Linked DNA regions of Homo sapiens: region 2 is linked to region 1. The links are chromatin contacts, found by Hi-C in ENCODE. All regions are on one chromosome and are shown on one strand. The core of a region is the stretch at or near the end of the contact, and the rest is flanking DNA. Distances in the headings are between cores, read along the strand shown. Region 1 overlaps KLLN (killin, p53 regulated DNA replication inhibitor). Region 2 holds the start of LIPF (lipase F, gastric type).

Region 1 (6,860 bases), core at 4,114-6,613:
TTTTTGGTGGTGTTAGTAACTTTTATTGAAGCGGCAGTGTACAGCAGCAGAGGTACTGCTCCTTGCAGAGCAGGCTAACCCACAAGCGATGTGCCCGGCGTAGCTGCTCAAAAGCAGTTCTGCGCTTATATTTATACCTACTTTTTTGTTTTTGTTTTTGTTTTTTTATTATACTTTAAGTTCTAGGGTACATGTGCACAATGTGCAGGTTTGTTACATATGTATACATGTGCTGTGTTGGTTTGCTGTACCCATTAACTGGTTATTTATATTAGGTATTTCTCCTAATGCTATCCCTCCCCCATCCCCCCCACGACAGGCCCTGGTGTGTGACATTCCCCGCCGTGTGTCCAAGTGTTCTCATTATTCAATTCCCACCTATGAGTGAGAACATGTGGTGTCTGGTTTTCTATCCTTGTGATAGTTTGCTCAGAATGATGGTTTCTAACTTCATCCATGTCCCTACAAAGGACATGAAGCTCATCCTTTTTTATGGCTGCATAGTATTCCATGGTGTGTACGTGCCACATTTTCTAAATCCAGTCTATCATTGATGGACATTTTATGTTGGTTCCAAGTCTTTGCTATTGTGAATAGTACCTCAATAAACATACGTGTGCATGTGTTTTTATAGTAGCATGATTTATAATCCTTTGGGTATATACCCAGTAATGGGATTGCTGGGTCAAATGGTATTTCTAGTTCCAGATCCTTGAGGAATCGCCACACTGTCTTCCACAATGGTTGAACTAGTTTACAGTCCCACCAACAGTGTAAAAGCTATTCTCCACATCCTCTCCAGCATCTGTTGTTTCCTGATTTTTTAATTATCACCATTCTAACTGGTGTGAGATGGTATCTCATTGTGGTTTTGATTTGCATTTCTCTGACGACCAGCGATGACGAGCATTTTTTCATGTGTCTGTTCACTGCATAAATGTCTATAAATGTCTTCTTTTGGAAAGTGTCTGTTCATATCCTTTGCCCACTTTTTGATGGGGCTGCTTTACTTTTTCTTGTAAATTTGTTTAAGTTCTTTTTAGATTCTGGATATTAGCCCTTTGTCAGATGGGTAGATTGTAAAAATTTTCTCCCATTCTGTAGGTTGTCTGTTCACTCTGATGGTAGTTTCTTTTGCTGTGCAGAAGCTCTTTAGTTTAATTAGATCCCATTTGTCTATTTTGGCTTTTGTTGCCATTGCTTTTGGTGTTTTAGTCATGAAGTCCTTGCCCATGCCTATGTCCTGAATGGTATTGCCTAGGTTTTCTTCTAGGGTTTTTATAGTTTTTATGTCTAACATTTAAGTCTTTAATCCATATTGAATTAATTTTTGTATAAGGTGTAAGGAAAGGATCCAGTTTCAGCTTTCTACATATGGCTAGCCAGTTTTCCCAGCACCATTTATTAAATAGGGAATCTTTTCCCCATTTCTTGTTTTTGTCAGGTTTGTCAAAGATCAGATGGTTGTAGATGTGTGGTGTTATTTCTGAAGCCTCTGTTCAAGGAAGGCAGTTTCTTATGAAAAAGGAAAATTGATTCAGAGTTCCTAGTCTAGACCCCAGAGGGTGGAACTAAGAGCTCTTGAGAACAACGCATTGGGAAACTATTCTGAGGGAGGCCAACCTAGGCACTAATGGAGAACTTGATCCTCAGAGGACCGGTAACAGTGCTTGGCTGGATTTCAGAATTGCTATGGACTAATGACTGCTATATGCCTTCCATTTCCGCCATTTTCAAACAGGCGTGTCTACTGCAGTTATCCTATCCCTTTTTCAGCATTGTATGTTGTGTATGTAACTTCTCTTTTAGTTAACAGGTCTCCAGATGAAGAAAAGCTGCATCTGAAATGCCTCATCCACATCTAGGCCTAGTATAGATTACTAGATCCTGAAGTTTAACACTGATGCTATATAGAATAATAGTTTTGGAGAAAGGGAGTGAGTGTATTCTGCATGTCGTGTGTGTGTGTGTGTGCATGTATGTGCATATGTATACTGTTGTAGCTGGAGGATGGATCATGATAGACTATTTCCCAAATTGACTGGCAACAATTTCTCATCCCAGCTGCTACTTCCATCAAGGAGTATCTTTCCCTTCCTTTTGAATCTGGGCTGTCCTTGTGACTTGCTTGGCCAAGAGAATGCAGTGGAAGTGACATTCTGGGACTTCTGAACCCAGGATTTAAGAGACCCTGTATTTTCTGCTGTCTTCCTCTTGGGATCCAGGCACTGTATAAAGAAGCCTGGGTTGGACCACTGAATAATGAGCAACCACACAAAGAAAGGAGGCTCCTAACCATTTTTAGCTACTCTAGCTGAGGTCCCAGACATGTGGTAAGCTATCTTGGACATTCCAGACCCAGCCAAATTCACAGCTGAATAAAGCACGTCTGACCCTAGCTAATGTCATTGGGGAGCCGACCTGTCCAGCTGTGCCCTTCCCCAATTGCAGAATTGTGAGGAAATAAATGGTGGTAGTTGTTTTGAGCCACTAAGTTTTAAGCGGCCCCCATGGTATCAGTTCAGGTCAGACATGTGCTTTATTCTGCTGTGAGTTTGGCTGGGTCTGGAATGTCCAAGATGGCTTCCCACATGTCTGGGACCTCAGTTAAAGTAGCTAAAATGGTTAGGGACTCCTTTCTTGCTGTGGTTGCTCATCATTCAGTGGTCCAGCCCAAGCTTCTTTACACAGTGCCTGGGTCCCAAGAGGAAGACAACAGAAAGTTTTAAGGTAATTTATTATGCAGCAATAGATAATTGAAAACAATTATCCAGCCAGGTGCAGTGGCTCACACCTGTAATCTCAGCACTTTGGGAGGTGGAGGTGGGCAGATCCCTTCAGGCCAGGAATTCAAGACCAGCCTGGCCAACATGGCGAAACCCCGTCTCTACTAAAAAAACAAAAAATTAGCCAGGCACAGTGGTGCATGCCTGTCATCCCAGCTACTCGGGAGACTGAGGCAGGAGAATTGCTTAAACACCTCGGGAGGCGGAGGTTGCAGTGAGCTGAGATTGTGCTACTGCACTCCAGCCTGGGCAACAGAGCGAGACTGTCTCAAAAACAAAACAAAACAATTATCAAATGTCAGGGTATCTTCCTATTGCTTTACCTTTACTCTGTGGGCTGGGAAGAAGTTGTAACAATGTCAGCCATAGAAGTCAAGTTTTCAATGCAGACTAAATTCCATGACAGTGAACACTATATGCCATAGTAGTCACTGCTCTGTCCATAGAGCTTAGAACAGTATTGCCACTTAATAGGCTCCCAAATATTTGTTGATTGAATCATTAAATAAATGAATTGAGATAAGATCCCCTACCCTCAAGAGGATGGACAAAAAAGATTCTTTAAATGGAGTGTGGAGTCTTAATAAGGGAAAAGAAGTAAAGAAAAAGCAGATAAGCTCTAAGTCTGCCTTTTTTCATGGTCCAGGGCTATTTGTCCCATGCATTTTCTCTTTGAAAAAGGTGCTGTTTTTTGTGATGCCTTAGAGGCCAGAAGGATGTTTTGAAGGGGAAAATTGTAGGAGTTAGGCAGAGCAGGGTTTTGGCTCCTTCTCAATGTCCCTCTACCTAGACAAATTCGGGCTATTCTGCAGAGGTTGCAGTGAGCCATGATCACGTCACTGCACTCCAGCCTGAGGAACAGAGGGAGACTCCGTCTCAAAAAAAAAAAAAAAAAAAAAAAAAAAAAAAATTTCTGCCTACTCTATGAAGCACCTGGTAGGTGTCCCAATATTTTCTGGTATATGGGAATTACCTTTTTCTATTATTGGAAGGTCTAAAAAGCAAACAATGTGCTCCATATGGCTAGAGTTAGTATTAAGGGGACCAAGTAGAATAATTGGTAGCTAGTGTTAGCCTGGAGACTAACATAGTCAAAGCTGTCTTGTCATGTTATGTCTTTTTTATTTGTATTGCTCCACGGTCCAAGACAAAATTTCTGAACGCCACTTGGACACAGTGAGTACCTGGTCTGCTCTATTGTTCTCAGGAGCAACCAACTCAACCCTTATTTCTCTGAGAATGATGATTTCATACAGCACATCTCTCTACCAAGATGTGAAAGATGACACCATGGCATCTGAAATAGCTTCAGGAGAGATTTGGGACATGGGAAGCTTGTAGACAATAATGGAAAATTCTCTTTTAGAATATAGTTACTTGTATGACCCACAGTAGCGCCTTTTGGAGAATGTCTTAAAATTATCTTTATTGAAAGAACAATAATGTTTGTTATTAGGATAAATGAAATAAGGGGAAAACCTCAGACCCTTGGAACAATGGGTTTACATTCAATCCAATGATTATTATGTTTTTATATTCTGTATTATTTAGAAAACAGTAGTTAAACAGACAGAAATACAGAAGATTGTTTAAAAATTAAAGCTATTGAGTTAGATCCCTTTTTGAAAGGTCAGCGTATGGGAGATGAGAAAGGCACTATAGAGATCAGAGTGTTTACACAAAAGACATCTTAGCAGATGACCTACAAAGAGCACATCAAGTATTTATATCATCCACATCAAGTTGCTGGTCATTTCGCTTATCAAAGAAAATAAGAAAGAAATTTTCTTTCGACATTATTTTGGTGTAGTAACAATAGAGTTTTGGAATCAGCTGTTAGAAGCGATAATTAAAGCTAGTTTACCATGCTTACTAATCAATCTACATAGTCACCCTGAAGCTTTATATAATTGTCCCTTTGTTACAAGCTTCTACTTCTCCCTATGGTATTCTGGTTCTGAATCCAGACAGGTAAAGAACTAAGTATGGCCGGGCGCGGTGGCTCACGCCTGTAATCCCAGCACTTTGGGAGGCCGTGGCGGGCAGATCACGAGGTCAGGAGATCGAGACCATCCTGACCAACATGGTGAAACCCTGTCTTTACTAAACTACAAAAAATTAGCCCGGCATGATGGTGTGCGCCTGTAGTCCCAGCTACTCGGGAGGCTGAGGCAGGGGAATTGCTTGAACCTGGGAGGCAGAGGTTGCAGTGAACCGAGATCATGCCACTGCACTCCAGCCTGTGAGACTCCGTCTCAAAAAAAAAAAAAAAAAAAGAAAAAAAAAAAAAGAACTGAAGTGCTTGGAGACCAGTGTATTGTAATATCTATACAGCCAAGCAGGTATTTTCAACTGAACTTTAAAAAAGTACTATTTTTGAAACTTTCTTTAGTTTAGATAGGGCCAGCCATTTGGGTAGAAAGGAAAAGAAAAACAAAAAATTGGAAAAGGATGCATCAGTATTTCTTTCAGAAACAACTTAACACTAGGAACAGAAGGAGGATTTTATTCACCAACTCCTAATAACCACCTGATGTTGCTGTTGGGCTGGCCAAATATCTGCCAACATTGATGATCCTTTCATTCACCACTAGAGAGAAGTAGAGGGACCTGATGTTTAGAGAAGCAGTAAAACCCATTTCCCATTTTCTTTCTTCAGCCGGATGGAAGTACTTGGAGGCTGGTCTCATATTCTAGCACTTTAGTGCTGGTGATGCAGATTATCTCTGCTCCAGAGTAACTCTGTGCCATGGAATCCAAGAGGATTCTGTCGCACCAGGACAGGAATGCACCCTTGTTTCATTTGCTTCCATGAAAGCAGATTTCAGAGATTCTCAGATGCTATGAGACTAATTGTCACTTAGGGTAGGCTCCAGGGGAGGGACAGAGAAGGGCAGTGCTAATAACAGGGACTCTGGAGACAAGATCAGCAATCTAAGAAACAAATGTGAGACATTTTACCCCTCCCTAATCTACTCCCCTTTTAAAAGTTCATCTTCATTTTCCCTTTTTCTACCACGCAGTAATTGATAATTAAACACAGCTCTGGTTTTTACCATGCAATCTAGTAGAACACCTAGACATCAGGAACTCCTTATCTTTGGTTATTTATACAATAATGAAATCTGTAGTTCACGCTAGGCTGTGTGGACAGTATCTGCATCTCTGGAAATCAACTGGAGGCCTTTCTCTTACTCTTTTCCGGTTGCTTTCCATTTCCTTTTCCACTGTGGTCCTTGCCTTTCCCAAGCTGACCAGAACTATGCACAAAACCAGTCTTCAATAAATATCAACACTGAAGCTTCAGCAGGTTGTTAACTCCTGCACAGCTATCTTAAATGCTGTATATAAGTGCAAAGTTTTATGGAGCCTCAGAGGTCTCTAAGAACACTGTAAATATCCCAGGTTTAATTAGTAGTCCCGGAGTTAGGTAATGGCCTGTGGCTTTCTGCGCTAGGTCTCTTGAGGTTTCTAGTCTTCAGAGGTTGCCTGCAACTATGATGTGCACATATACAGTACTCTTTCTCAAATACAGCATAAACCCTCTTTAGACTTTGCTAGGCACTTACAATTATTGAACACACATGCAGATTGATTCTCATTCTCTCAAAGTTTGAAAAACAACTCAGTGCTTCAACCTAGGTCTCGTTAGATATTTTTTGACTCAAATTGTCGTCTGTAGTTCTACTTCCTAAGGGAAATGAAAAAACAATAAATTCCCAGACTGGTGTTGATGCTCATTCTCTTTAAGCGGGTCGACTACTTGCTTTGTAGATCCTTGACGGGTGGGGTGCGGGGTAGGAGTGCGATCCAACTCTCAGCATTTCCGAATCAGCTCTCTCACGGTGACAGGTCAGCCCAATCGGGGCTGTAAACAGACTTGACAGGTTTGTTCTGGGCTGACGGCCATTGACTAGGTTCTCAGACCAGATAAGTCACTTGGCTGAGTCCACAGTAGGTGGGGCGCGCTCACCAGCTCAGGGGTAGTGACTGGACGTTTGTTGCAACATCGGAGAATGCACGCTCTGGGCTGCAGCAGGAGATACCCTCAAGCACAGAACCAAAAGGGTTCAC
Region 2 (6,370 bases), core at 3,227-5,726, 800 kb after region 1:
TCTGAGTGGCAGTTACTCCAGTGTCTACAGGTACACAAAGTAATCAAAATGTGCACTTAAGATGTATACAGTACACTTTATTATGTATATATTATGCTTCAAAGAAAAATAAATTTTAAAACACTACATCTGTCCTCAGCATACTTGACCTCTTAGTAACACTGAAACCAGTTAGCCACACTATTTTAAACCCTTTCCTCTCTTGAGAGTACCAAGTTTGTCTATTTTCAGTCTTTTGGGCTGCTCCTTGTCAGTTCTCTTTAGTGGGAATCTTAGTTCTCTAAGTATTGTAGTGTCTCAGAGCTCAATCTAGGGCCACTTTCTCTTCTCTTTCTAAAATCTCTCCCTGGGTCAGTGGTTCTCAGCACTCAAGAATGGGTCAGAATTAATCTAACGGCTTCTTTTTTAATATTCATGTCCAACTAACACCCTAGGGCTTCTTATTCAATTGATCAGGGCTGGGATTTGGCATCTGTATTTAAAAGTTCCCCAGGGGAATCTAGTACGTAGTCAAAATTGAGAGCTACTTCCCTAAGTGATTTTATCCCATTGCAAGGCTTAGATACCATTTGTGTACTAATTACAGTCACATGTGTTTCCAATACAAATGTTTCCTTAAACACAATAGTATTATGAAAAATATCTATTTCATATTTTCATCTATGAGTCAAAATATCCAAAATGGATTTCCTGACTTTCTACCTCCCACTCCCATCTGCTCCTTCCTGAGGCTTCCCTGTGTAATTAACCATCCAATCTACCATCCACCCAGCTGGTTAAAGCAGAAACCTACGAATCATTCTTATTTCTCCTTTTTTTTCTCCCACCCTGACCTCTCCTGAATCCAACGTTAGTAAATTCTATCAGACTAACACCCAGAAGATACCTTGAATCAGCTCTTATTACCTTTTCTGCTACGATTCTGATCAAAGCTGTATCATCTTTCAGCTGAAACACTGAAAAAGCTCCTAACTGCCATTCCTGTTTCCATTCTTTCCTTTCTTTCTTCATCTTTATACAGTCTCCAGGTTGATTTTTAAAAAAACATACAGCATATCACTACCCTGCTTCAAACCCTTCAGTGCATTCTATTCCTCTTAAAATGAATTCAAAGCTCCTTATCTTGAGCCTTATGATCTGCACCTGGCTTATTTTCCAACATTACCTTATACCATTCTCACCCTCACTCCCTGTGCCTCAGCCATATCCTGGCCTCTTTTCTGTTCACTGAAGATGACAAGTCATTTCCCACTTCATGCTCTTTGAACTTGGCCTGGAATGCATTTCACTGGCTCTTCACAAGGCTGGTTCCTTCCTGTCATTTAGGTCCCAGTTGCTTCCTGAGAGAAGCCTTCCATGGCTACTTCATCCTAAGTGATCCACCTCTGCTTATTCTCTTTCATATAACTCTGTTTCTTCACAGTGCTTTTCAAGGTCTGTTTAAGATTTTTGTCCCTTTCTTCATTGTTTGTCTCTCTGTACTGTAATATGTAAGCTCCTACAGGACAGGAATCTCTTTTGCCTTTTTAATAAGTATTTCTACCTTCTGAAACAGTGTTGAACACGCAATAGGCACTTGATAAATATTTGTTCTCAATGAATGAATGAGGTCTTGAGAAATTAGTAAATTTATTCATAATAAAAATAAAAAGTACCATTTACTGAGCATCTATACTATGCCTTTTGCTAAGTATATTAAGAATTATCTCACTTAATTAATTATCTCATTTAATTTTTAACAACAACAATCTGAGAGGTAGGCAATGTTATCCCAATCTTATAAAAGAAGGAAGTGAGAGACTGAAGTTGACATAAATTCATACAGGAAGCAAGTGGTAGTGCAAAAATTTGAGCTTAATCAGTTTAACCCCAGAGCTCATGCTTTTGTGCTTATGCTATTCTTCTCCCTGTCAGAAAAAAAAAGGTAAATAAATTTTCACAGTATATAAAGGGCAGCATCTGCTTATGAACAGGCTGGGGCACTCTTGTGGATCTTGCTATGTTTCTTCAGTGAGGCCAACATGAAACACTATTGATAATACTGTCTTATATTTATGTCCCGAGTTCTTTAAATTTTCTAAAGTATGCGCTATTTTATTAACTTCTTTGGTCTCTACTCATGTGCTAATTTATTATATATAACATATAATATATAAATATATATAATATGTATAATATATATATATATTCTATCCACCCTTTCATTCGTTATACACAGTCTAGATAGGAAACAGACAGCTTATATTTAAAGCACAAAAACTGTGAGAAGTGTGGTATGCATGAAGACCTAGGACAACCAGGGGAAGAATGAACTAACTCTGTTGGACAATTCAGAGAAGTCCTCATCATGGAGATGACATTTGAAGTGAAACTTAAATCTTGAATCATGAGTAAAACGTACCAAGCAAAAAACAGACAATTTGATCTTTGACGAACCTGACACAAGCAATGGGGAAAGGATTCTCTATTTAATTAATGGTGTTGGGAAAACTGGCTAGCCATAGGCAGAAAACTGAAACCAGACCCCTTCCTTATACCTTATACAAAAATTAACTCAAGATGGATTAAAGACTTAAAATAAGACCTAAAACCATAAAAACCCTAGAAGAAAACCTAGGCAATACCATTCAGGACATAGGCATGGGCAAAGTCTTCATGTTTAAAACACCAAAAGCAACGGCAGCAAAAGCCAAAATTGACAAATGGGATCTAATTAAACTAAAGAGCTTCTATGCAGCAAACGAAGCTATCATCAGAGTGAATAGGCAACCTAAAGAATGGGAGAAATTTTTACAATCTATCCATTTGACGAAGGGCTAATATCCAGAATCTACAAGGAACTTAAACAAATTTACAAGAAAAAAACAACCCCATCAAAAAGTGGTTGAAGGATATGAACAGACATTTCTCAAAAGAAGACAGTTATGCCACCAACAAACATATGAAAAAAAAGCTCATCATCACTGGTCATTAGAGAAATGCAAATCAAAACCACAATGAGATACCATCTCACTCCAGTTAGAATGGCGATCATTAAAAAGTCAGGAAATAACAGATGCTGGAGAGGATGTGGAGAAATAGGAACGCTTTTTCACTGTTGGTGGGAGTGTAAATTAGTTCAACCATTGTGGAAGACAGTGTGGCAATTCCTCAAGGATCTAGAACCAGAAATACCATTTGACCCAGCAATCCCATTACTGGGTATATACCCCAAGGATTGTAAATCATTCCACTGTAGGGAACACATGCACACATATGTTTATTGCAGCACTATTCACAATAGCAAAGACTTGGAACCAACCCAAATGCCCATCAATAATAGACTGGATAAAGAAAATGTGGCACATATACACCATGGAATACTATGCAGCCATGAAAAAGGATGAGTTCATGTCCTTCACAGGGACATGGATAAAGCTGGAAAGCATCATTCTCAGCAAACTAACACAGGAAGAGAAAACCAAACACCGCATGTTCTCATTCATAAGTGGGAGTTGAACAATGAGAACACATGGACACAGGGAAGGGAACGTCACACACCAGGGCCTGCCAGGGGCTAGGGGACAATGGGAGGGATAGCACTAGGAGAAATACCTAATGTAGATGATGGGTGGATTGGTGCAGCAAACCACCATGGCGCATGTATACTATGCAGCAAACCTGCACATTCCGCACATGTATCCCACGAGCAACAGATGCTCATGATGGTTGTAAAGGATCAACTGTATTTTAAAACATAATTTAATATATACTTTTAATAAACACATTCATATTGTTCAAACTATAACCCATAGATTTTTTTGTTTCCTTTTTTTTAACTTTTATTTTAAGTTTAGGGGTACAAGTGCAGGTTTGTTACATAGGTAAACCTGTGTCCTGGAGATTTGTTGTACAGATTGTTTCATCGTCCAGGTATTAAGCCTAGATTTCTTAGAAGGAAAAAGACACCAAAAATATGTTCTTAAAGGTCAAGGGCTGGGTTTTGTATGATAGCTAGACCATTATCTGTAGGATTTGAGACCCTGGTCAAAGACCATAATAAAATATTAATCTTTGCTGAACACATTCACTTATCTAACCATCTAGTCAAAATAGCTTATGCGCTGCATTTTTAAAGAATAACAGGTGGCCTTTTGTCATTTTATGCCTCTCTATCTGAGCCAAACTATATAATCATTTGCATTATACCTTTGGCTCAAAAACGTTTATATGTTTAGGCTATCAAGGATTATTTTTAATGGTTCCTAAATCATTTTAATCCTCAGAACTACTTTGGCCAATATTTGTCTTTGTTAAAAGTTAAAGGTGAGCACTCAGTATTATGTGAAAATGAATGCAATATTTAATTTTTAGTTTTGTCCTGTTAACATTAGATGATGCCCAGATAGTAAGTCTTTTTGGTAATGTAATCAGTGGATGAGGAATCTGACCATTGTTGAAGGTTTTGTATATAAGAAGTCAATACAACATTGACCAAAATACTAACCAGCCAGAGAAACAGAATCCTAACTATTTCTGAGGAAACTGTAAGTAGAACTTCTGCTGAACAAAATTGTTATTTGAATTATTAGATTTTTTCTTTATCCCAAGTGATGCATTTTTAAAGGCTTAGATATTTGTTGCATATTCACCTGCATAAATGTATCTGTTTAAATTATGGCTTATTCCTCTAGGATTTGATTTATTTTATTCTTTTTTTTGTATGGACATGAGACTCTTAATTATGGAATGACAAATTTGTTTATTATTGCAATTAGTGCCTAATGTGAAAGTCTCATAATTTCTTAACTATTGAATTACAAATTTGTTTATTAAGTTCCTAATGTGAAAGTCTAGTCTCTGTGACTCTTCTTTTTGAGAAGGAATAGATCAGTAATCTAGTGACATATAATTGGCTGTATTAATATGCTATGTTTAATATTTAATATCATCCAAATCAACTGCTGTTGAATTGATCATTATTAATACGATTGTGAAACCTTATAGGCTATTAAAACATTTATTTAAATTATAAACTTTTCAAAACAGAAGTCTAGACCAAATTATATAAATCTCCCTGGGGATGTCCCTATAAAAGCTGGCCCAGGGTCATACTGAAGGAGTATTACAGTGGGGAAGAACATAGCCTTTGGAAATAGACTAGTTTAAAATATGGGCTCCACTACTTTCTATATATTTGGTTGGGCGAGTCCTCTTTTAGCCTTACCTTGCTTATTTGTAAAATGGATAATATAATGCTACCTACTTCATAGAGTTGCTATGAGAATTAAATGAGATAATAGTCATAATAACTATATTTAACTAACGTTTATGAGATGCCCAGCATGTTAAGAACTTTACTTTTGTTATCATAATGAATTCCCCTAACATAGAGAAATGTACTATTACAGGCCCTGTTTTATAGATGAGAACACTGTCTTAGCAAGATAGTTCATTTCACGTATACCATGTTGAACACACAGTACAGCACACAGTGAGTCCTCTGTATGTGTTAATTACTGGTATTTTCCTAGGACTTGGCAACAAGCATTTTGAGAAATTTATTCTGCCCTTGAACATCTTTGAGCCCATTGAGATGTTCTCCAACGCAAACAGTAGGTTAAGTGTCCTCACTTTACAATGGCAAATCACTTAATGGAGGTCATGTGGGTTCCTGAAATGTTTGATGAAAGCCTCTGGTTTGAATGTTACAACACTACTGGTTAGTCTTTATATATTAGTTTATCTCTTCCTAAAATATCACGGTAAAAACAAGGCTTAGTTAAAAACTGATTTTTTTTTTTTTTTTTTTTTTTTGAGACGGAGTCTCACACTGTCTCCTGGGCTGGAGTGCAATGGTGCGATCTCCGCTCACTGCAACCTCCGCCTCCTCGGTTCAAGGACTCTTGCGTCTCAGCCTCCCAAGTAGCTGAAATTACAGGCGCGCACACCCGGCTAATTTTTTTGTATTTTTAGTAGAGACGTGGTTTCACCGTGTTAGCCAGGATGGCCTCGATCTCCTGACCTCCTGATCCGCCCGCCTCGGCCTCCCAAAGTGCTGGGTTTGCAGGCATGAGCTACCGCGCTCTGCCAAAAACTGATTTTTAAGAGATACCCTTAAATCTAATCCTATACTAAACCAGTGGGCAAACTATTAGACCAGAGGGTCAGATTTAGGCCTTGAGAGTTCTGGTCTGGTTTTACTGTAAATCAGGAACTATGCTATGTGCTCTGCATGAATTACTATAAACGGGTTTTCTTGAAATATTATCAGCAACTGGGAAGTCACCACTTTTCAAAGAATTCCACTTGAATCCAAAGATCCAAATATTACACATTCTTCACTGTATTCAAGTCAAATATTTCTACATATGATCTCGAAGTATTGCTC

Evidence for each region. Hi-C counts contacts between places; a loop is a spot of excess contacts on that map. Pooled maps may share reads with other maps.
Region 2: a map with no recorded cell type shows a loop between it and region 1 (6-fold over the local background). The contact joins the promoter of LIPF here to the enhancer-like site in region 1. A Hi-C loop is called at or near these places in 1 of 37 single-sample maps with no recorded cell type and 5 of 50 pooled maps.

The regions. Positions count from the first base shown.
Region 1 is chr10:87,854,973-87,861,832 of GRCh38, forward strand. KLLN (killin, p53 regulated DNA replication inhibitor) reads right to left here. Exons shown (of 1, transcript NM_001126049.2): 1 at 4,186-6,860. Among named protein-coding and RNA genes, the nearest start is that of KLLN, 5.1 kb to the right of the region's middle. Within about 2 kb of position 5,364, at least 3 of the 41 ENCODE cell types and tissues checked have a DNase peak (open chromatin) inside an H3K27ac peak, as active enhancers do.
Region 2 is chr10:88,659,966-88,666,335 of GRCh38, forward strand. LIPF (lipase F, gastric type) reads left to right here and starts at 4,477. Exons shown (of 10, transcript NM_004190.4): 1 at 4,477-4,526.